2 separate regions of the Homo sapiens genome follow, and region 2 is linked to region 1. The links are chromatin loops, found by intact Hi-C in ENCODE. Cell type or tissue: heart left ventricle. All regions are shown on one strand. Each heading gives the region's core, and the rest is flanking DNA. Links, peaks and the distances in the headings are about the cores only. Region 1 has its middle 190 kb from the start of LINC01845. Region 2 overlaps LINC01845 (long intergenic non-protein coding RNA 1845).

The links. Peaks named below come from ENCODE experiments on the same cell type or tissue, not always from the same donor. Only the 100,000 strongest peaks of a DNase experiment are listed, where the experiment ranks them.
Region 2: a loop joins it to region 1, with 2.9 times the contacts of the local background. A loop is called at or near these places in 6 of 110 quality-filtered maps.

The regions. Positions count from the first base shown.
Region 1 is chr5:159,647,282-159,659,852 of GRCh38, reverse strand. No RefSeq gene overlaps it. Among named protein-coding and RNA genes, the nearest start is that of LINC01845, 190 kb to the right of the region's middle. In heart left ventricle, for the core only: no CTCF peak of the experiment used is centred there; no DNase peak of the experiment used is centred there; H3K27ac peaks cover 2,720 bases.
Region 2 is chr5:159,448,039-159,460,609 of GRCh38, reverse strand. LINC01845 (long intergenic non-protein coding RNA 1845) reads left to right here. Exons shown (of 7, transcript NR_027110.2): 3 at 961-1,069; 4 at 1,809-2,185; 5 at 7,079-7,221; 6 at 7,817-8,028; 7 at 11,154-12,054. Among named protein-coding and RNA genes, the nearest start is that of LINC01845, 12 kb to the left of the region's middle. RefSeq lists enhancers at 1,798-1,967, 3,480-3,819. In heart left ventricle, for the core only: no CTCF peak of the experiment used is centred there; no DNase peak of the experiment used is centred there; H3K27ac peaks cover 1,734 bases.

The DNA of each region.
Region 1 (12,571 bases), core at 1,719-9,718:
TAAGCCAGGAGTTGGCATATGTCTTCTATAAAGAGCCAGATAGTAAATATCTTAGGCTGTGCAGGCCATGAGGTCTCTGTCACAACTACCCATCTTCAACTCTGACATTGTAGCAAACACAGCCATAGAATATATGTAAATGAATGGACATGGTTCTGTTCCATTAAAACTTTATTTTCAATAGACAATGGCATGATTTGGCCCTCAGCTGTCACTCGCTGATCCCTGATTTAAACCAAAGTATGACTTCTCTGTTATTCCTACACAAAGCTTCTTATAAATCATAAATATGTGCCCACTGCTGTTTCTTGCATTAGTCTGCTAGATCTATGAGGGCAGGAAGGAACTTGGACTCTTAAGGATCTGCCAGAATATAGAGCCTGGTAAAGTGCTGACCATACAGTGAGGCCTCAGTAAACATATGTTGCATAAAGGAAGAAAAGGAGAGAGAAAGGAAGAAAGGAGGGGAAGATTCCTTCTTCAAGTACAGGTACTTTTTGTTAAAAGGCAGCAAACATTACTGGTTCTTTTTTGTCTTTTTTTCTTTTCTTTTTCTTTTTTTTTTTAGATGGAGTCTTGCTGTGTTTCCCAGGCTGGAGTGCAATGGTGCAATCTTGGCTCACTGCAAACTCTGCCTCCCGGGTTCAAATGATTCTCCTGCTTCAGCCTCCCGAATAGTTGGGGTTACAGGCACCCACCACCACACCCAGCTAATTTTTGTACTTTTAGTAGAGACAGGGTTTCACCATGTTGGCCAGGCTGGTCTCAAACTCCTGACCTCATGATCCACCCGCCTCAGCCTCCCAAAGTGTTGAGATCACAGGAGTGAGCTACCACGCCCGACCAACTGGCTCATATTTTTAACTCTTTCTCTTTGTCAGGAGAGTCCTAGGGTAAATGACTTATCCATTTACTGTTGTGTTCATTTCTTCATCCCTTCAGTGATGTGGTGTTTACTATCTCCCCTATATACTGAATACTGTGCTGGGGAAACAGATCCTGGCCAGGCCCTTCTGAGCATCTAGTCCTGAAAGCTGAGGGCTCTCCCCACTCTCTGTTCCCAGAGGCCTTTTATTGTGTTTTGTTGTTGTTGGGAGCCAAGGGAAAATTCAAGCTTTGTGAAGTGAAATTGAGAGGCACAAAGCAATTAGCAAAGAAGTCCCGCAGAGGCCCTCTCAATCCAGGAGCGAGCCCTGCCCTCTCCTTCCTGCCTCATTACTGTAAAACAGCCCTCAATGTAATTCTCCACTATGAATTTCTCCACCTTGGCAGATGAAAAGCGAGTAATTGGGTACCCCGAAAGTTTAGCAGCAGCATTCCTTTGAAAGAGACAAGACACCTCCCTGCGCATGCAAGTCCCACCTCACTTCTTCCTCCCCCAGTCTGCTCGCACCTCCCCGGCCTCCTCCAAACTGACTGCAACACCATCTACGAAGCTGAGAGCTGGGCAGTCATTAAAGATCATCAACTATAGAGCTCTTCACCAGGCAGGATTATGTTTAGCAGACAGCAAGACTGTTCCTGCCGGCTCCCGTTAAGTTTCATCAAAACTGTGCCTAATTAAAATCTTCAATTTAATTATGCTCCTCTGCATTACAAATTTTGATCAAATTGGTTTAATTTGGTACAAGGAGTTATGTTCATTTCACATGCAAAGTGAGCCCACCCTGAAGCTAGGCTCTGTGTCCCCAAAGCCTCTCAGGACCCTCTTGTACAATCAGGATTGCCCCCACCCTCCTGTGACCCCAGATTTGGAGAATCGCCCGAGGCTTGGGAAATTGGCAGTTGTTGCTCTGCCCACATCTGCAAGAGCTGTCCTGAAGCCACACTGAAGCTGACAGCTGTCTTCCCCCACCCACCTTCCCCTCCCAGCCTCCCTTTCCTCCTCTGCTTTTGAAACGCCCTCATCTCGGGAAAAATCGCACCCAATCTGTCAGTGAAATATGCTGTGGGATTGAAGCTCTGGCAATCTGTTTCCACTCAGGAGAGAAATCTCAGCCTGCTAGTGGCCCCGTGGAGAACTTCCCAAAGTCCTTCATTTACAGAATCCCAAAGCAAAGGGCTCCCTGATCACCCAGTCCCAGGCAGTTTCCCTGCCTTCTACCCATAGTCAACAGGCACTGCCAATGCTTGGCCTCCCAGCACTTCTTTATCCCTTCCTAGGTCCTTATCCCATCATATAGAGCCCCAAGACCTGAGATCACCCAGGTGACCCCTCCACCTTACACCCTCCTGGCAACCAGACCTTTCCAGGTGGTCTTACCCTCATCGAAACCCCCTGGTCTGGAGTTCCACTCCCTCTAGGGCTTCCCTTGCAAACCTTCCAGCTCATCTGATGGTGGCATTCCTGCTCCTCGCTGAATGCCTTGTGTCTCAAGCTGAAGTGTGAGCTCCTTCTATGCATGTGTGCTCAGAATAATTTATCCTATGTGGAGCCGCAGGCTAAATGCCACCTGTCATACTGCAATGTCAGTTTTACTCAAAGGTAATTTAAAACCTTATTTGTATATTGTGGAATGGAATGAAAAATTCACACGATGTTTTAAAACAAGAGACTTCAAAGATAAGCGGCCGGGGGTTGCAGCCCAGACCCCTTGGGTCTTAGTCCACTTTCTCTAACCTTTGGCAAAGAAGTCTAAGTACCCCTGGTGAAGTGTTACCAAAACCCTCATAAAATATTCGCCCCTTCACCGGGACTTCTGATCCCAGAAGACTTTTATCTTTTATTTTTATTTATTTATTTATTTTTTTGAGATAGAGTCTCGCTCTGTTGCCCAGGCTGGAGTGCAGTGGCGCGATCTCGGCTCACTGCAAGCTCTGCCTCCCGGGTTCACGCCATTCTCCCGCTTCAGCCTCCCGAGTAGCTGGGACTACAGGCACCCACCACAATGCCTGGCTAATTTTTTGTATTTTTAGTAGAGACGGGGTTTCACCATGTTAGCCAGGATGATCTCAATCTCCTGACCTCGTGATCCACCCGCGCCCGGCCCCAGAAGACTTTTATTTAAGGGGTGGCCATTCCTCTGGGAAGGATGCCTAAATCTACTGCTGCCTGTCCCCTCTCTTTGACTCTATTCCCAAATTGCCAACTGCTTGATTGGACATTTTCACTTGCACACCGTGCCTTGGATGGCCCTGAAATTAACTTGTCCACAACTCTAAACCTACCATGTCCCACCAGCATCATCAGGCCTGCTCTCCCATGTCATTTTCCAGCTTATCTTAATGGTGTTCCAGTTTTCCCTGGCACTGGGTTTGGAAATACAGGAGATATCAACATTGGCCATAAGTAAACAAGTAGGTAAATACATAAATTGACTAGATTTTAGTCTTTTTTAAAAAAACTGCTTTTGATTGCTGATTCTATTTGAGCATGCACTCCATAATGGTTTAAGGCTAGATGTTTCATCCCAACTTAATAATCCTATGCAAGTCCCTTGTCAACTCCTTCCAGTACCTAATACAGGCTCAGCAAATGTTAAATGTTAATAGAATTAGTAATAGATAGAAGTAGATCATAACACAGTGAGAGATGTCCCTGTGTTGTATATAACTCACTGCTATGTGAGTGGGAACAGAAGGTTGCAGTCGGTCAGGAGAGAATAGTCTCCCTGTATGGTAAGACAAACAGTCCAGGGAGATTTAGAGAGGTGCCCAGGGAACTCTGAGGCCTGCTTGTGAGACAGACAAACCAGTTTTTCCAGAGCTCATGGTTTATGCTTCTTTGACCAGATGATGCTGACTGGAGAGAAGAATCCAGTGGAAAGAGGAGAGACAGGTGCTAGGGCAATGGCTGGTACGGCATGGAGCCAAAAGGGCATGAAGTAAAAAGCAGGAAAGGCATCACAGAGCAGGCACTCAAGTATTTATGTGGTGAATTAATTATAGTAATATCATAATGGCTAAAACATTTATTGTGAGCTTGCTCTGTGCTGAGCAGCATGCTCTAAGTGCCGTGCAAGCATTAACTGTTTAGTCCTTGCAACAGTCTTGAAAATGATGTGTTATTATTCCAATTGTATAGATTGAGAACTGAGGATCAAAAAGGTAAGTAATTTGTGCAAGGTCACCTAGGTAGTCAATGGTGGAAGTAAGGTTTGACTCCAAAGCTTGAGTGATTCACCATGGCATTTTTCTTCCTCTTATTCAAAAACCTGCTTTATTATTTACATTTTTCTTTTTTCTCTGAGAATGTTCCAACCCCACCCGCACTCAGTAAAACTCTTAGAAGGCAGAGGCAGGGTCTCAGAGTTCTTTGAATTCTCAATTCTTTACCCAATGCTTTGTGTAGTAAATAAGTAATAAATGCTATAGATGTATTGATAGAATTGTTTGTTAATGGATCAATGTTGAGAAAATCAGGCACTGTAGCAGGCAAGGAAAAAGTTTCTGGAAAGGAGCACTCGATGCTTATCTGATGAAGCCAGTGTACTGTCAACACCTGTTCGCCAGTCTCTTCTCATCTACACAGCTGTACTGGTTCTGCTGCCTGGAACCCTCTTTTCTTGTCTTCTCACTCCTTCTGGTTTATTGCCTCCTGTCCTGTAGGCCTCAACATAGATGCCTTCTCCAGGAAGCCTTTCCTGATTGCCCTCGAATTTGGTTAGAGGTTTCCACAGAGTCTTAACTTCTCCCATCACAGCACTTATCCCACTGGATTGCAACTGCCTGTTGACTGTTTAGCCTTCTTCAACTAGATCATAGGCTCATTGAGAATTGGGTTGGCCTCAGCAAAATATATACATGGTAAATAATATGTATATATATAACTTGTTACAGTGAGCCCTCCCACCCAACCCCAAACCAATGAGCCCTCCCACTCAACCCCAAACCAACGTCCATATTCCCAAATTCTTCAAAGAGCAATGAAAGAGCAGTGAACACAAATTCCCCCACTTCACAGTTTTGCCTATACCAGGATTGACATTATCTCAGGATATTGTAAGAAAAAATAATGAATGAGAACTTCCAACAGTTACCAGGGGACTGAGACCTTGGGCAAGTTCCATAGGCCCTCAAACTTTAAGGTTGGAAAGTAGTGAACCACTCTACCTCTCTCGTGGAATTGTTATAAAGATACACTGAGATGTAAAACAGTGTTTGACACCACGTACATGCCCAGTAAGTGTCAGATGCTGTTATTATGTATAATTATGTAAGTGTCAGATGCTGTTATTATGTTATAATTATATTATGTTATTAGCATTATATGGTGTTGAAGTGTTGAATATTTTCCATTTCTGCTCACATAGAATAACTCTGCTGGGGCACTTTAGCATCATTGGTATATTATTAAGCAATTAATATATACAAATAATATACATGCAATTAATTAGATATACCGAGATGTCCAGGGATTGGAAGTGAAGTCAGACTCTGGAATTGACAAACTCCAGCCTCATCTAACTGAGCAGGAATGCGGCATGCAGCACCCCAGACTGGATGGAACCAGAGGACCCATCAAAAGCCTGAGATGTCTGGCTCAGCAACATTTCTCACTTTTCAGCCTACTTCCAATTCAGTCCACATGGTCGAAAATTAAAACAAGTTATGAAGAACCATAACATTTAGATGCTGATGAAAAGTTCTCAAGTTTTCCTCAGCTATAAAGCTGAGTGTTGAGTAAGTTTTCCTCTAATTTCTTCAGCTATGAACAACAAACAATGCAGGCTGTACATTCAAGAACAAAATTTGGAATTGCGATCAAATGAATGAACAACAAAGTGAATCTGACATATTTAATGATAAATCTTATTGTTGTGTTGCATGGTAATTAGACAAAATGAGAAGTTTACATAATGGCTATAATTATTTATTCATTTACTTTCACATTGTTAAAGCAAACTTTTATAGATTTTCTCTTTTCACTTTGTTAGACGTTCTGCATTCATAAACAGTCTCTGTGTTAACTGTTTTCTCCAATGCTCCTTAAGATTTAAATGGAATCCTCATTGCACAAAGGTATAACTAGTTGCAAGCACACTCACGCATGTTAGCAGACAGAGATCTGGGGATGGAGTTTCCATACACTGAGTTCTTACATCTATCCATGCTCCTTCTCCTCCCTTTAGCTCCTGGGATGACTTCTGCCTAGAAAATCATGCCCAAGGCTTCTCCTCTACTTCTCATTTTCTCTTAAGGTAAGAGGTTCTAGATAAGAAAATCCATCTAGTCCCTTTTCTATAGAAGAATATTAACCACATTTGGTGACATTGGCTGCTATAACAAATAGATCTTCAATTGTGAAATGGCTCAAACATAATAGAAGCTTATTGTTACCTACCTATAAACCCAAGGCAGGTGTTCCTGCTTGATATGAGACTCTCTTCCATCCATTGATATGATGACCCACGGCTCTTTCTATCTTGTGGTTCCACTCCTCCCTAAAGGCTTGTCTTCATCGTTGGCACTGAGCTGACAAAAGAGAGAGCATGCACAAGAACTTGCTGCTTCATAAAAACCGTGGCCTGAGAATCATACCCACCTCTGTCATTAGAACTCAGCCATACAGTCACATACACAGCTTCAAGGGAGGCTCAGAAATGAGGTCAAGCTGTGTGCTGGGGAAGAAGAAGAAGAAACAGGTTTTGGTGTACAACTGGTCATCTCTGCCCTTTCTGAAATCATTGCGGAAAAAAGGAAGTAGAGTCAGCAAACCAGATGTAGACTGGAGATGGGTGAGGGGCAGGGAGGATGAGATGAGATATCAGAGAAAACAAAACAAAACAAAAAACTATAACATTAATTAGATAATTAGGGATACGGTCCTTAGAGTAGTATTATATTAATGCTTAATTTCCCAGATGTGACAGTTACGTTGTGGTGATGAAATTGAATGACCTTGTTCTTAGATGACACCTTCAGAAACGTTCAGGGGTGAAGTGCCATGATGGCTTCAAATGCTCCCCCAAATACACATACACACATATGCACACATACAGGGGGAGAGAGAGAAGAAGTGATTGTGCTAAAACATTAACAATTGGTGAATCCCAGTGAATTACATCCCAGGAGCAGCCGTCCTAGGTGTGAAATAGCGTGATGTGTGCTGAAATCAGGAAGCAGAACCGGGCTTCTGGAGCATGATGTGCCCAGCAACGAGGGCAGAGATGAGCCTAGAGAGTGGTAATGATTGTGATGGGGCTTGTATAGCATGAAGCTTGACTTCATCCTGCAGGCCAAGGGGAGCCACTGAAGGGCAGGGCAGGGACAAGGTCTCATGGGTATTTTAGGTAGAATGTGTTCAGGGTGGATTTCAGGGGAACAAGTCTGGATGAAAGGTAAGTATATCAGTCTGTTTAATGATGCTTATAACAGAATCCCTGGAACTAGGTAATTTATAGAGAAAATAACTTTTTTTTGTTACGGTTCTGGAGGCTGAGAAATCCAAGGCTGCATTTGGTGAGAGCCTTCTTGCTGGTGGGGACTCTCTGCAGATTGTCAGGGTGGTGCAGGGCATCACATGGTGAGGGGGCTGAGTGTGCTAGCATGCTAGTTCAGGTCTCTCTTCCTGTTTTCATAAAGCCAACAGTTCTACTCCCACAATAACCCATTAATCAATTAATCCATGAATGTATTAATCCACTCATGAGGGCAGAGCCCTCACCATTTAATTACCTCTTAAAGTTCCCACCTCTCAATATTACCACATTGGGGGTTAAGTGTCAGCATGAGTTTTAGAGCATTCCTTCAAACCACAACAGTAAATAATTTAATTCACACAGTAATTATTTGTACTTTCAGAAGCCAGCCCTGTGCTAAGGGCTGTGGATATGCAGAACTGGGGGAGCTACTGGGATATGTCTAAGAGAAAAATCAGACTTGGCTCCTGCCTTCTTGAAGTTTAGGGTCTAGTAAGTGAATATATATATTAAGCAATAATTATAAAAACAAGTGTGAAATTATAGCTGCGATGAGTTAAGAAGGAGACGTTCATGGTGCCTAGGATCCCATGATGACTATATTTTATTTTTGGTCAGGGAAGGCAGCATCCCAGAGAAAGTGATGTTTGAGCTAAGATTTACAGGATGAATAGGAGTTATTCACCAAGCAGAGGGAACAACATGGATAAAGCCTTTCTAGTTGGAAGAAGCGTGGCATGTTTGACAAATAGAGAGATCAGTATAGCTGGGAGGCAGTGAGTGAAGGAGAATATAGAAAATGAGACAGGAAAAGACAAACAAGGACCAGCCTTTGTAGGCCCTTGTAAGCCATCACCATGGATCTGGCCTTTACCCTGTGTGCACTGGGAAGCCATAGATGGCTTACAGGTATGTGAATGTTGGGGATGGTGACTGGCATAATTCCTGTAGCTGCAGAATGCAGAATGGATTACAGCACAAGATTCAGGAGCCCAGGTAGGAGGCTGCTATAGCCATCTTGAGAGAGATAATAAGGGAGGGAGACAGGGGATGGAGCCAAGAAGTCTCAGATCACAAAATGGGTAGAATTTGGTTGTTTGATTTAAGATGCCAAGGTCACAGGGTTGTAGTTGACAACAACTGGCCAGATGATGGTATCCTCAAGTGACAGAGAGAATTCCAAAGAGGAATCAGCTGTAAGGAATATGGTGAGTTCAAATTGCGACAGGTTGAGTTTGGAGTGCCAGGTGGAGTTATCTAGCAGAGAGTTAGATAAATGAGTCTGAAACTTAGGAGGTAAGCCTGGGCTTGAAATAGAAACTTGTGAGCACTCAACATTTAGATTTAGATTTGAGATGATGTCAATGCTTAAAGTATATCTTCGTTTAAGAAGAGGTCAGAGAAAGAGGAGCTCACTTCAGACACAGGGAAGCAAAGGCCAAAGACAGTCAAAAATAACCTGGAGATTGTGGAGTAACAAGAAGCCAAGAGTTTTGACTTTTCAGATTCCACAGTAAGTGCGGTCATGTGGTATTTGTCTCTCTGTGTCTGGCTTATTTCAATTAGCTTAATGTCCTCTAGGTCCATTCAGGTTGTTGAAAATGACAGAATTTTTTTCTTTTTAAAGGCTAAATAGTACTCTGTCATGTATGTAGACCACATTTTTAATCCACTTATCAATTGATGGGCACTTCAGCTATTTTGATATCTTGGCTATTATAAGTAATGCTGCAGTAAACATGACAGTACAGACATCACTTCGACATACTCATTTCAATTCCTTCGGATACATACCCAGAAGTGGAGTTGCTGGATCATATCATAGTTCAGTTCTTTTTTTTTTTTTTTTTTTTTTGAGACAGAGTCTCGCTGTATGCCCAGGCTGGAGTGCAGTGGAGCGATCTTGGCTCACTGCAACCTCTGCCTCTGGGGTTTAAGCAATTCTCCTGCCTCAGCCTCCCGAGTAGCTGGGATTACAGGCACCCACCACCACGCCCAGCTAATTTTTGTATTTTTAGTAGAGACGAGGTTTCACCATCTTGGCCAGGCTGGTCTTGAACTCCTGACATCGTGATCCACCTGCCTTGGCCTCCCAAAGTGTTGGGATTACAGACGTGAGCCACCACTCCTGGCCAAGTTTTGTATTTTTAGTAGAGATGGGGTTTCACCATCTTGGCCAGGCTGGTCTTGAACTCCTGACCTCGTGATCCACCTGCCTCGGCCTCCCAAAGTGTTGGGATTACAGGCGTGAGCCACTATGCCTGGCCAAGTTTTGTATTTTTAGTAGAGATGGGGTATCCCCATGTTGGCCAGGCTGGTCTCAAACTCCTGACCTCAGTTGACCGACCTGTCTTGACCTCTCAAAGGGCTGGGATCACAGGTGTGAGCCACTGTGCCCGCCCCATATTGTAGTTCTATTTTCAGCTTTTTGAGGAATCTTCATACTGTTTTCCAAAATGACTATATTAACTTATAATATCACCAATAGTGTACAAGCATTCCCATTTCTCCACATTCTCACCAACACTTTTTATTTTTCATCTTTTTTACAATTGCTGATCAAAAGTGGTAAGGTGATATCTCATTGTGGTTTTAATTTGCATTTTTCTGATGCTTCAAGATGTTGAGAATTTTTTCATAGATCTGCTGGCCATTTGTATGTCTTCTTTCAAGAAATGTCTATTCAGATCCTTTGCCTATTTTATTATAGGGTTACTTGTTTTCCTATTATTAAGTAGTTTGAGTTTCTTGTATATTTTAGATATTAACCCCTTACTCTATGAATAGAAGGTGGCAGGAGGATGTGAACGGGGACAAGGGAGATGTTTGCCAAAGGGTACAAAGTTTCCATTAGACAGGAGAATAGGTTCTGGTATTCTATTACATAGTATGGTGACTACAGTTAATATAATGTATTATATATTTCAAAATAGCTAAAAGAATGGATTTTAAATGTTATCATCACAAAAAAGGAAAGTTTCAGTAATGAGTATGTTAAGTAGCCTGATTTGATCATTCCACAATGTCTACATGTATCAAAACATCACATGCACCCCATAAATATATACAATTATTATTTGTCAACTAAAAGTAAAATAAAATACATTTAAACTAAGGTGTTAGAAAAAAGAACCCAAAGGGGTAGTGAGATCCAGGAGTTGTCAGATGCTCAAAAGGTCACCTGAGGAGAAGAACTGGAGAATGCCCATGTCCTGTAGTAGCTAAAGATATCACTGGGGACCTTGGTGACAACAGTTCAAGCACAGCAATGGGGCTAAAGTCAAAAGCCAGTGACATGAAGGTATAGGAAGAGAAGACAGTGGGTGTGAGTCACTCTTGAGGGGAGTTTGGATGACAGAAGACAGAAAGATGTTCAACAGCAGCCATGGGGATTTGGGTCTTGACTAGAAGCACTTCATCCCTCATCTGTCAAACTTGAGTGTATTTTAGCTGCCAGTTACTAAATAGACACATAAGAAATTAAAGCAGTGTCTTGCCCTCAAAAAGCATGTGCTCTGAAGCTATTTTCAAACTCGATTTCACGGAACCCTGGGTTTTAGAAACACCATTAGGAGAGGGGAGCAAAGGGAAGGCTGAGGTCTTGGGACTGTGACTGCTGTCTCTTCTCTGCACTTATCTTTTTCGTGGGTTTCCACATTTAAAATATTTTTCACAGAAATGCATTCTGTTGCTAAGGAAACAAGTTTGTAAAGTGGTGCATTATAGGATACAGCATTCTACACCAGAGGTTGGCAAACTTTTTGTCTGTAAAGGGCCAAATAGTAAATATTTTTGACTTTGCAGGCCATATGGTCTCTGTTACAGCTACTCTTGCTGTTGTAAGGTAAAAATTGCTGTAGAGAATATTAATGGGTGTGGCTCTGTTCCAATAAAACTTTACAAAAATAGGGGGTGGACTATAGTTTGTTGACCCCTGTTCTAGATGTTGATGAGGTGCAGCAGGGCTTTTTCTTTTTTTTTTTTTTTTGAGACGGAGTCCCGCTCTTTAGCCCAGGCCGGATTGCAGTGGCGCAATCTCGGCTCACTGCAAGCTCCGCCTCCCAGGTTCACGCCATTCTCCTGCCTCAGCCTCCCGAGTAGCTGGGACTACAGGCGCCCGCCACCGCGCCCGGCTAATTTTTTGTATTTTTAGTAGAGACGAGGTTTCACCGTGTTAGCTAGGATGGTCTCGATCTCCTGACCTCGTGATCCGCCCGCCTCGGCCTCCCAAAGTGCTGGGATTACAGGCGTGAGCCACCGCGCCCAGCCCAGCAGGGCTTTTTCAACCTATTCTTTCTGAAGGTATTTCTGTAAGACATAGCGTACAGTAAAAGAGTGACTATTCTGGCCAGTCTCAGTGTTGCTTAGTTCTCGGGATTCTCACCCTTGGCTTCCTGACTTTGGTTTCTCCCCAGCTGGAAGGCTGACCATCTCCCATCCCGCACTGCGGACTGCTAAAATACTAGTCTTTCCCCAACCCTACCTCCCATCTTTATCTTTTTACCCTCGGGTCTATTTTATTCTTCCTCTCAATTTAAAAGAAAGAAATTCAAAAAAACCATTCCTCAAACCAAGCAAAAACAATCTTTTAAAATGTTGGCTGAAGTGAAACCCCGTCTCCACTAACATAAAAATTAGCTAGGCTTGGTGGTGCGCACCTGTAGTCCCAGGTACTCGGGAGACTGAGGCAGGAGAATCGCTTCAACCTGGGAGGCAGAGGTTGTAGTGAGCCGAGATTGTGCCACTGCACTCCAGTCCGGCAACAGAGTGAGACTCCGTCTCAAAACAAACAAACAAACAAATATATATATGTTGAAGACAACTCCCTTCCTAGAACAAAAAACTCATGGAATGGGTTCTTATTAATAATTATTTGGGGAAGCATCAGCCTTGATAATTCTGATATTATGAGCCGAATGTCGCAGCAGAAATCAGCAAACAGAAGAATAGGGCTCCATGGGCCAGGCCCGGGCCAGGCCCTGACCAGGAGGGAAGCTGCCAGCTCCCTGGAAAATGAATTGGAGGCATTAGTAAATCTAGGTCGCGATCCGAGATCTGGAGCTGGGTAATAGGATGAAGACAGGCCAGGGGAAGGAGGCTTTTCCTATGCAAAAAGGAAACACCCTGTTTTCTTGCTTTGGAAAGTAGAGGAGGGTAAGAGATGGTAGAGGATGAAGGAGTCCAGGAATTGGCCATTTGGGAATCAGGCT
Region 2 (12,571 bases), core at 2,287-10,286, 200 kb after region 1:
TGTACATACTGTAGATTTGGACAAATGTATGATGACATGCATCCACCATGATAGTCTCATACAGGGTAGTTTCACTGACCTAAAAATTCTCTGCACTGTGCTTATTTATTACTCTCTCCAGGCTAACCCCTAGCAACCACTGGTCTTTTCACTGTCTCCATAGTGTTGCCATTGTTTTGTTTTGTTTTGTTTGTTTTCTATAATTACTTCTTCTTTCAGCATCTGGAAGAGGAAAGGGCTTGTAGGCAGGGTCCCTCCCAGCCCTGGTGGTGAGGGAATAGCTTTGAGTGTGAGCATGTGAATCTCAGAGTGGGTGAAAGGAAGAGAGCTGAACTTCTGAACGGGAGCCTGAGTCTGGGTGGAGATGGAGCCACTGACAGAAAGAGCCCTTTGTCCAAACAGCCACCATCTCTCTTCCCAGCACCTTTTGCCCCCTTCCCTCATGCATTCCTTACAGGGCTGCTGCAACCCCACCGAGAAGAAACCAAAACCCGGAGGGACTCTAGTCAAGGGCACCATGACTTCCTCTTCCACTCTGAGGGAATGAGTCATCCTCTGGTTTCTCCATTGATTAAAAGAAGAATATAAATATGTACTCCCCTGGGGGAAACCATGCAGTCTAAGGATGAAACCTCAGCCATTATTTATATGTTTAAGATCTACTTTGGTCCTGGCAGGTGCGTCAGGTTATGAGGAGGCACTCTGAGAAGGAAGCCAAGAGCAAAAGATTAGAAAAGAAAATAGTTGAGGATATTTTCACCTAAACTCCTGTTGTGGGTATAAAATTCACAGTCACAATTCTGGAAAAACTGTTTCTATGATTGACACAAAAAAACCAAATCAATCTTTTTACATCAAGATAACACCACTCAAAAGAGATTACAGCCCATCTCTTTTGAGTAATTTATTCACCTGAATTGAAAGTTCTCTCTCTCCCTTTTCTCCTTCTTGTCTCCCCAGGAGCGAAATTAAGTTCCCAGACTTGTTATACCCTCCTGACTTGTTCTCCCCTTCCTTGGGAAGGGCATCTGTTCCAGGCAGGTAACACCTGTCATCCTGGCTGGTCTAGGTAACACCCAATGTCATGGCTGGGCATTGGCTTTTTTCCTTATCACACACACTTCTAAAGTGTCCACAGCTGATGCGACAGTGGCACAGTAAATGTAGGTTGTCCTCCCTGTGACTCGGCCTCCACTTGGTTCTCTTGATCCTGTTGTGCTCTCTCTCTCAGCCCCAACTTTTGGCTCATCCATACTAAGACTCTGCCACAGTGTCCCCTCAAACCACATCACAATGATCCCATGCAAATAACTGGTTCTGACTTCTTAACTACCTTCCTCTACTCTACCACAGGGCATTGAACATTTTCAGATCTCACACACACCCACTGGACCTGAGGGAAACTCAGAGACAGAGTACTGGGGAATATCTCAAATCCTTTCCACTCAAAATGCCAGCATACTGCTCAACTGAGGCCACCTCATGTTGGCATGGGGCACCCCAACAGACAAGTGGTCTCTTCCCAGGATTTAGATCCTGTTTTTAGATCTCCAGCCCTCTCCACTCCTTGATGGGTTCTACACAAAGCAGGAGGGAAGGGGCAGGTAGAGGATAATCATTCTATCTTCAACCTGTTCAGAGTGTTGATGTGAATCCTTAGAGTATCCAAGGAGAAAATGTACATAAGACATTAAGCATGGGGCCTGGCACAGAGAAAGTGCTCTATCCATCTTACAAAGATTAAAGTATCCTCATCAGCTAGCACAGTCTAATATGTAATCAGTTACTTGATTGATTTGTTAATATAGCTGTGTTCTCGTCACCCATGCCGGCACAGTACCTTACACGTAAGAAGAGCTCAGAAATTCTTTGCTGAATTCATTCATTTTGAGGCATAAAATCCAATCTTCCTGAAGATAAGTCCTTTCCACTGAACTGGTGGGGTGTGGGGAAAGGGGTTGCTGGTACTTCATCTGGGGACCCCGAAGGGACCAGGATATGAGTTGGCTAGAAAAGGGGCAGGTAAGTATGGGGCTTTCCCACCCACAGTAGTCCTGCTTCATGTTCTTCTTTCACAATTATTTGACAGGGCACCCCATGAAATCAAGTGGCTAAGTCAGATTTAGGAAGTGGTTTTGAAATTGATGGGTGCAGGGAAGTACCCTTGAGTCAAAATCAGAAGAAAGTGAGTATTGCTGATTAAACACACTCCTCTTATGTTTGGGATGCAGCTGATGGGAAGCAGCTGTGGGAGGTGACACAGCAACAGGAGGGCCTCAGAACTGTGCCTCGCATACATCGGGAACATAAATGGTGAACGAGTGAATGAATGAATGAATGAATGCTTCCAGATGGGCATTCTAAACTTCATGTTTTTTGTTTGTTTGTTTGTTTGTTGTTTTTTTGTTTTGAGATGGGGTCTTGCTCTGTCACCCAGGCTGGAGTGCAGTGGCATAATCTCAGCTCACTGCAACCTCTGCCTCCTGGGTTGAAGCAATTCTCCCTGCCTCAGCCTCCTGAGTAGCTGGGATTACAGACACCCACCACCACGCCCAGCTAATTTTTGTATTTTTAGTAAAGATGGGGTTTTGCCATGTTGGCCAGGCTGGTCTCGAACTCCTGACCTCAGGTGATCTGCCTGCTTTGGTCTCCCAGTGCTGAGATTACAGGTGTGAGCCACCGCGCCTGGCCTAAACCTCACGTTTGATCCCCCTTTGTTCTGGGGTCACCCTGGTGTATGTTACTAGACAACACCTTGGCTATCTGAGCTTCCAAAATTGATGCAGATAGAACAGGAAATGCCCTTGGTGCACCTGTCACCTGAGCAGTAGTCTTTGCCCACTATGCAGTCTTTCATCCCCCACCCCCCTCCCTCCCTTCCTCTTGAGTCTCCAAAGTCCATTATGTCATTCTTATGCTTTTGCATCCTCATAGCTTAGCTCTCACTTATAAGTGAGAACATATGGTATTTGGTTTTCCATTCCTGAGTTACAGTAAGTTCTGTTTTATAGCAGAGTAGAGTAACTATAATTAACAACAATGTATTATATATTTCAAAATAGCTAGAAGAGAGGAATTAAAATGTTCCCAACATAGAGGAATGACAAATACTCAAGGTGATGGAAACCCTAAATACCCTGACTCGATTATTACACATTTGATGCATGAAACAAAATATCACATGTACCCCATTATATATCAATAAAAAAATTCAAAAAACATTTAAAAAAACAGCAAATGCCCAAAAGAGCATGATTCATTATTGCACATACATGAACAAATCCCTGGCACACCACACTTCAGCCCAACAGCAAATTAAACAAAAGCTAGCTACCTCAGAATGTCCTACAGTCTACTCAGTGTGGGCATCTGAGATGCATAAGAACCAGTAATCAGAGCTTTGTGGCAGGGCTGTAGGAATAAAATGTAATTCCTGCCATCAAGATACTTGTAACCTAGTTGGGAGAAAAAATAAACACAGAGATATAGATCTATTCACACTAGGAAATATGTTTGAAATTACATTTGGGTGATATAGTCATTTCATGCTACAGGTTCTGAAAATAGCAGGTGATATCTTGGAGGACCACAGAGGTGAGGGGAGACTTTCTGGAAGAGATGAGATGGCCTGAGTCATGAGCATGACTCAGATTCAGACAGAAAGTGGCTGGTGGAAGGGGGAGTCCCTGAACACTGAGGAGGCTGCATTTACATTTGTCACCTTGCTGGAGGATCCTCTGAGAAGACAATGGGGAGAGTCCCAGCTAATAATAATAGTCACCACATGTCAGGCATTGGGCCAAGAGTTTGGCATGAATTATCTCAGGGAATCTCTTCAACAACTCTCCCAATATCATGTGGCAGATACAGCTGGAGTCTCTTCTTCCTCCTTTGTGACAGGACTTCAATTTTGTTTGAGGCAACTATATGTTCAGTTAAAATACTTGATATCCCAGCTTTTTTTTTGCAGATAGTGTTGGTCATCTTGGCATAGTGTGTCCAACAAAGTATAAGATGTAGTCAGTGAATGGGGCTTTCCAGAAAGCTCTCCAAAGGGGTACAGATGTGGCTGGCTCACGTCTTCAGCTTCCTGCCATTTTCTCCATTCCCCTTTATCTTGCCTGCAACCAGGGCAGCCACCCTGTGGCTCTGGATGATTCTGGGAGCCTGTGTCCTTGATGAGTCCCTGGAACAATGGTACCAACCCTGGCTTGCCCACTTCTGAACTACTTATTGCATGAGAAAAACAAACTCCTATTTGGTTAAGTCACTGCCATCTAACCTCTGTGATTTCCAGCACATGCAATCTTAACACATATAGACAGGTGATGTTCGTACCTTGTTCACAGACTGGGAAACCAAGGCTCAGTAAGTGTCACTACTCATAAGCAGCAAATCCAGTATTTAAATCCAGACCAATGCAGAACAAGGCTGGTTGACTCCAAAGCTAGACTGAGAACCTGTGAAACTACTCCAGAGTCACATTAAAAATTAAAGAAAGAAAGCAAAGCAACCTTTAGCAACTTTTTAACCTCTCATATAACCTTTTCACAACCTACCTTTTATTAGATACTGGTAGGTGTCTCTCACTCCCAAAACACTGCTTCAGAATCTCCTAGAAGGCAGGACCAGGACTACAGCTTTAATCATGCTTATAGCACCAATTTCTTCCCCATTTCCCCATGCCCAGCTCTGGCTATGTGGGCACCCAAAAATACTGGATGGATTTAGTTTTTTTAAAAATCACTCAGGATAAAACTCAGGATTAAAAACATCACTCAGGATAACTGTCTCTGGGAAAGCCATCCCTTTATGTATGTGTGTGTGTGGTTGTGCATGTGTGCCTGAGGGTGTGTGTCACATTGTGCACATATGTGTAAATGGGTATCCAAGTGTCTGAGAGCAGGGGAAGAGGGAGAACTTTTTTATTGCTGTCAAATTCCATCCTTCCACTCAGCTCCTACAGACCTACAGTGACAGCACCAATGATTATATTAGCGATAACTAAACTTTTGTGCAGGACCTGAAAATTTAATTTCCTTGTGGGAAGCGGTAGAGAACTAAGCTTATTTGGGGCCAAGAACTCATGAACTTTCCCAGAAAAGAAAGAGAGAACAGCACATATAGCCACTGGCCTCTGATTTTTCTTGAAAAATAAAAAGGCACAAGCTCATTTTCAAATGTCTCCTTTAGAAACAGCTCCAGATTCGTTTTTCTCTGTACATACCCCACATCAGAGTGGGTAGGAAGACATAGCAGCCCTTGAAAACTCATTGAATTCATTCCAATTTATTCTGTGATTTGTGATTTTTTTCTTTTTTGTTTAAAGAAGTATAATTCCATCATTTTTTTTTCTTCTCAAGTTGCTTGGATGGTCAAGACCCTGTGATATATACTGCGTGTTCACCATGCACTAGAAACTGTTTTAAGAGTGTTTGCATGCTTTATCTCAGCTAATGTTTCCACTTTGAAGATCAGAAATCTGAGGCACAGAGAACATAAGTAACTTGCCTAGGGTCACATAGCCAAAAAATGGCAGAACTGGGATCCAAGCCCAAGCAATGTAGCTGCAATGCCCAAGACCTTAACCATACCATTGTATAGCCTCATAAGTCTGGAACTCCCCTCCTGGTGTCTGAGGATATGAGTTCTTTGAATATAAGCAAAAAATGGCACCTCTGCTTAATTTAAGCCAAAAAAAAAAAAAAAGAAAGAAAGTGGAAGGAGAGGAGAGGCACATGATCCATGGTTTTGAGAGGCAAAATCCCAGGAGAGCCTCCTTGTCCCCATCTTAGTTGAAGCTCATCCATTGAGTAGGGCTGGGCTGGGGACCTAAGCTAATCATCCCAGGTTGCTTGTGAAGAAATGGAAGGTGTGCCACCAGACCAAGAGGATATGGATATAAGGCAGGAGAAAATGAGGCATGTATATGCTGCCATGTCACCAAGAAAGGAACAGATCTGGAATGGAAGTTAGTTAATTTGAGGTTGAATTCTGATATAAACTTGGTACCATGAGATTGACATTCAGGTATTTTCAAAGTGATCCACCCTTAGAATTCATCCATTCACTCAATTGTGAATGTTCTTTCACTAAATAGTCCTTATTGTGCCCAAGTAGGGTACTGGGAGATTCACTATCCCCAAAGGGCTCCCAAAGAATGGTCAGGTGAGGACATCAGACATATGTGCCCATTCACGTTCCAAGCTCCATTACACATCATTGATAATCAGATGCAGGGATAGGTTCTGGGCATACAGCAATGACAAGTCAGATACAGTCCTTAACTTCCATGAGGCATATGCTCTGCATGCCTAATCCTTCAGCAGATATGACAAACTAGGATGAGCATTGTGATGGGGCAGTGCAATGGTCTGGGAAGGCATATAGCAGAGGAATGCAATTTGGAACATCCTGGATATTTTCCATTTAGCCACTCCCAGATCCACTTTCCACCTATTTCTATCCTTTTTTATACCCCCAGGAGGATCACATTTATGGATCCTTTGGTCCACTGGATCTTTGATCCACTGGCTCCCAGCTAGGTTCAACCAGTGGAGGCACTGGCAGGAGATTGGAGAGAAGAAGGAGGAGAACAAGATGGAGACATTTATTTGCCCAGCTCCCTCCCTGATAGGTGGCTATAGATTGGCTGCCTCCCTCTGCATGAGGCCACAGGTCCCCTGAGTTGCCCTGTCCTACATCCCTACAGCTACCACCACCTGGCCCCAGTAAGTGCTCCCTTCCTGCCTGTTCTAGCTTAGCAGGGGAGTGGCTGCCAGACCTTCTTAGCTCGTACTTTTCTTGTCAGATTCCCTTAAATCTGCCCACACCTTCAGGAAAGCCCTTTTATTTACTTTGTTTGAGTGAACCATGTTTCCTATAGGGGGAAGTAAGGTTTACCTAGGAAGTGACATAAAAGCAGATACATATAATTTAAGCAAAAATAGCAGACGGTAATGCACGAGGCGACCTGCAGAGCAATTAGTCCCAAAAGTAACTACCATGTGTGTTCTGTCAAAGAACTTTCATTCCCAGTCTTATTAATTCAATATTGTAAATGATATGTTAAAAATAGTGGGGGAATGCCGAAGAAACACTCAGAGTTAATGAGATGAATCCCCCTACATGAGCATTGTGGGATGTCTGCCCAACCCACACAGCCAAGATATGCTCCTTCAGGTGTGTCCTGCCCACCGACCACAGCTGACTGAACCACAGGTAGGCAGACACCAGGCCTAAGCTGGGCCAATGAGTTCCTCCCTTTTTGGGGACTGCGACTCAAGCACGTTCCTCCTTCTCTGCCGCCCACTTCTGAGGATAAGCAGAGGCCAGAGTTCCGGGTCCCACTTGCCATCACTGCACACAAACGTGCAGCAGCAGTCCATTGAGCATGTATGGTCCTCACTTATTTGTGTGTTTTTAACTGAGTCTCCTGGCAGATGGCAATTACAATATTTCTTGAAGGGGCAGCTTTTCTAATTGGTGCAATTGGGCCATGGGCAGGGCTGGGTATCCTCATGTCATACGTCCACCAATGCAGTGAAAGCCAGTCCAGAGAGAGAAGAGATGAGGTAGACATTCAGAGGAGCCAGAGATGAGAGACTGTGGCACCCAAAGTGAGAAGCTGTGAGAGCACGTCCCCAAGGCGCCTGTGCCACTTCCGGTCCAATCAGCCATTTCCACCCCTGGCTTCCCTAAGCTGCCTCTTACAATCAGTTCCCATAATTTGCTGAGGCGAGTTTGAGGAACTTTCTATTACTCGTCTAGGGGGATAACATTTCTAAGCTATTAACCAATGTGCTCTTTATTCTAGAATTTCCTTTTACCCCGGGCTGCTCCCCTTTTTGTGTTCAGCCCAGCAGTCTGCCTTCATTCCCTCAAGGAAGAGCTGACATAAAAGAAAGCAAAGGGGTGGCAAAAAAAAGAAGTTAATGATTAACCTTGAGCTTCAAGAGCTTAAGCATAGGCAAATAGGAAGGCTTCGTGCACATACAACATATTTGAGAGAATATGAGTGGAGTAAAGGTAAGGCGTCCTATTCCCAGAATGGAAAGACGTCCCTAGGCTGGAGAGTAAGGGGGCGGGGAGAATACAGACCAATTAGGACCTAATTTGTAGGACTCAAGGACAAGGTGGGAAAGCGTCTAGAGATGGCTCAGGCTCTGCTTGAGTCAGCACTGTCCTTCCATATTGCCCAGGAGCTATGCAGACCACTGGAGACACACCAGGGTCCATTCCACTGAGCACCATATGTTTCCTGAGCTAAGGCACCTGGGAAAATCCCCCCACCATGGGAGCCAGCACCTCACCACTGACTGCAGAAATGAGGTCCATCAGACTCTGGTACTTTCTTCAGTCCACTCTGAGCCACCCACCTTCTGTGGCACCCACCAACCAGAGTGACCACTTCAGCAAGCACTGTACATAGTATCGCCAGAGTAGCAGGATCAAGTGATGCGGCCACTTAGAGAACTTGTAGTTCAGCAAGAAATGAGACTTGATAAAAATATCATTTTATCTTTGTGGGCAAGCTGAGAAAATGAGGGTAAGATGGCAGCACATTTGGGGGAATTGGGAACCATCCGAACAACCGATGTGCTTGAAGCCTGATTAATTATGCCAGGGTCCACTTCGAAAGCAGTCTCTGTCCTCAGTCCTCAACTCTGTCCTATTCAGGTGGCAGCTAATCAAAGTAGAGGCCATTTCCTGACTCAGCAGAAAAGAGAGTCATGATCAGCTGCAAGGTCTGCCACGGCTCAGACGTGGCACCCGGCACACGCTCCTGCCATTTGCTTTCTCTGCCCTCTACCACAGCATCCCTGCCACACCTCTTTTCCTCCTGAGCAAGGACCACCCAGAAGTCACTCTATGGCTTACTTTTTGTGTTGTGAGTACCAGTAAGCCACTCAAATGGACTACAGAAATAAAGGAAAGGTATATTAAAAGGATACAGGGTGTCTCCGAGAACCCTGGAGAGGAGCTCATCTGGATTCTTTCCTAGGCACACTACCACAATGAGCAAAATCTAATAAACTAAACAATTCTGCAGTTGGATTTTTTAAAACTCCAATTGCACCAATCCTAGATGGGAAGGAATGCAGCTTGATGCTAGCACATGTGATAAAAACACTTAGGATTTTGACTGCCAGCTCAGAATGAGTCAACAATGTGATGTGACTGCCAAAAAAGCCAGTGTAATCTCGGGCTGCACTAAACAGAGAGGAGTGATGGTGCGGCCTTCAGTTCAGAGAATCATGTATCAAGGCCCAGTGAACAGAGAAGGGCGGCCAAGGAGGACTCAGAATCATGCCGTATGGGGGAAAATAATGGGAGTACCTGGGATATTGCCGTCTGGCCTCCTTTTCAGGGATTGGTGGGAATGTTCTGGACCTGAGCTTACCAGTAAAGAGTCTAGGGTTAGACTGCCTGAATTGAAACCCCAACCCAGCTACTTACTAGCTTTTTCCTACATGCCAAGAATGAGATATTTATTCCTCATCACTACCTTCTGAAGAAATACCATCTTCATCCCTATCATACAGATGAGAAAACTGAGGCACAGAGAGGTTCAGTAGCTTGCCAAAGGTCACACTGCAAGCAAATTGAAGAAATATCCTTTGAATGCAAGGAGAGTGTACTTTCTTTGTTCTTCCCCTAAGCAGCTATACAACCTTGAATCTTGTCACTTCTCACTATACTTCAGTTAGCCCTAGGGCTACGTGACCAAGTACCCCAAAACATAGAGGCTTCAAGCAAAAATTCTTATTTGTTCACAGATCTGCAATCTGGGCAAGACTTGGTGGGGACAGCTCATCTCTGCTCTACTGGGATCAGCTGGGGTGGCTCAAAGGTGGGGTTGGAAGCCTCACTCACTCTCCATTTGGTACCAAACATCTGGAGGCTAGAACAGCAGAGGATCCTTGGACATCACTCTCTGTGGTGTCTCTCCACATGCTCTCTCCAGCACAGCACCTGCAGGGTAACCAAACATTTCACAAGTTGGCTTGTGGCTCCCTGGCATACATCCTGAGACAGACTGAGAGAGCCAGGTAGACGCTTTCATGTCCTAGCCTCAGAAGTCACATCGTGTGACTTCTATCACATCCTTAGTACAATCGGAATAACCACAGTGCTTCCCTGTAAGGACGAATTGAGACAATGCAGGTAAAATGCTTAGCACATTGTCTGGAAGCTGATGAAGATTCTATAAATGTCAGCTGTTGTTATTTTAAAAGTGGCTCAAAAAAGACATCTTAAAAAGACAAATCTGCTACTACTACCAAAAACATGCGTCACGCACCCTTAAGCCCAGCAAATACCTTTTGTCCACTGGTGTCTTTCCTTGCCCCATGTAGTCAGACACTGAAGCTCGCTGCTCTGGGAAGTCACACCTCACCCTCTCGTCCCATCCCTCTGATAAACAAGGCCGGTACTTGGAACTGCCTGGGTTGTGCTTCCCAGGAGGGGTACCTTCGCTGACTCAGCTGGGAAGGCATCCAGTGACTCATCAACTATCAAAAATTGATTAAACATCCTCAGGTCTTGGGAAGGGAGAAAATGCCCAGGAGACCCAAGATCCTCTCTTACCCCAGGACCCCAGTGGTTCCTCAGAGAGGAAAACCTGGGCTTGAAGATTAACTGGGCCTTCATATGAGCGGAGGTGTTAGTCATTCTGGGCACATACACGTCTCCAGCATTAGTAAGAAGAGTTGCCAGCTCCCTTCTGAATATTCAAACTCATGGCTAGCCCCCCTCCCGCATCCATTCCCATGGCTTCAACTACCATCCAAGCTAATGAGTCCTAAATCCATATCTCCAACCCAGAATTATTTCAGGAGCTTGAGACCTGCCCCACTCAGATGTCCCAAAGGGCCCTGAAACTCAGCATGCCCCCCTAATGTTGGACTCACCTCCTTTCCCTCACCCAGACCACGACTCTCAGTGAAGATTTCCATGGTGCACCCAGTGGCCCAAACCAGAAATCCAGCTTACCTTGACACTCCCCTGCTCTGCCCCTCAGGAGTGACCCATCACAGGTTCTGCAGTTTCTACCTCCTAATCTCCCTCTGCCAAGAATTTTCTTAGACAACATCCTCATAGCTTCTGAACCCAACTCTATCCTTCTCCAATTTTCCCCTCGCTGCTGTAAGATCTCTGCCAAATGTAAACATGAGCATCGCCGCTCTGTGTAAGACTCTTCAGTGACTCCCCCTTGCCTTCCAGATAAAGTCCATGTTTCTTAACATGGTTCCAAGGCCTTGCTTGATCCAGTGACTATGCATCCATTACAGGCTGAATTGTGTCCCATAAAATTCATACATTGAAGCCCCAGCCTCCAGTAATTCAGAACATGACTGTATTTGTAGATAGAGTCTTTAACGAGGTAATTAAGTTAAAATGAGGTCATGTGTGGGGGCCCTTAATTCAATATGCCTGACGTCTTTATACAAAAAGGAGATAAGGACACAGACACGAACAGAGGGAAGCCCATGTGAAGGCAAAGAGGAAAATGGCCATTACCACCCAAGGAGAGAGGCCTCAGGAGAAACCAACCCAGCTAACACCTGGATCTCAAACTTCCTGCCTCCAGAATGATGAGAACATACATTTCTGTTGTTTTAACCACCCAGTCGGTGATACTTTGCTCTGGCAGCCCTAGCATCTCTCTCCTTCACCTCCCTAAACCGCCCTCCCCAGGTTATGACACTCTAGCTGTGTGCTCAATGCCCTCTCCACTCCAGGCTGGCCCCACTCTCACCTGGGCATCTACATTGCTCCCACCACTCTTCATCCAGCTAACTCCTTCCTCCATGAAGCCATCCCTGACCTTTAAGTATCTCCTAAGATACCCGCTTCCTTCCCCTCTCAGAGCCCCATGTTACGACTACCCATTTACTCTGTGTCAATACCACACTGTGTGCTACATTAGAACAGGGGCCATATGTATCTTGCTCACATCTGTGCCTAGAACAGTGTCTGGTACCTACAAGTGCTCAATAAATTCTTTTGGATGACTGGCAATTAATGAAAATAAATCAAATAATTCAAAGCTGATCATATTTACTATTTTTTTAAAAAATGAAGTTCATAAATATCTTAATAGAGATTCCCAGTGAAGTCCCCTTTTGAGGGCTTAAGTTTACAAAGCAAAGCCACTCTGTCATAAATTTGTGTTTCTTTGGCCACCAGAGACTTCGAAAGGAGGCCCTAATAGAAGGCAGCTGATTCAAATTTAGTTCGGGCACCAAGACCACGCTTTAACGTGTAACAACATGGTGAGCTGAAGTCACACTCTGGGTCCTTATCTTTGTTTCAGGAAAACTGAGCCCCAGATCTCCTGGCCATCTCACTGGGAGTCGGGAAAAGGCCCGACTGCTTCCATAACAGACAGCAAGAAGCCCTGCACCTCTACAGGCAACCCGTGGCACAGGGACACATATTCATTTTGGTCTGTTTAAGAAATTGATGCATAACGATTGTGCATATTTATGGGGTACATACAGTGTGATGTTTTGGTACATGTATGCATTGTGTAATAATCAGCTCAGGGTAATTAGTGTACCCATCT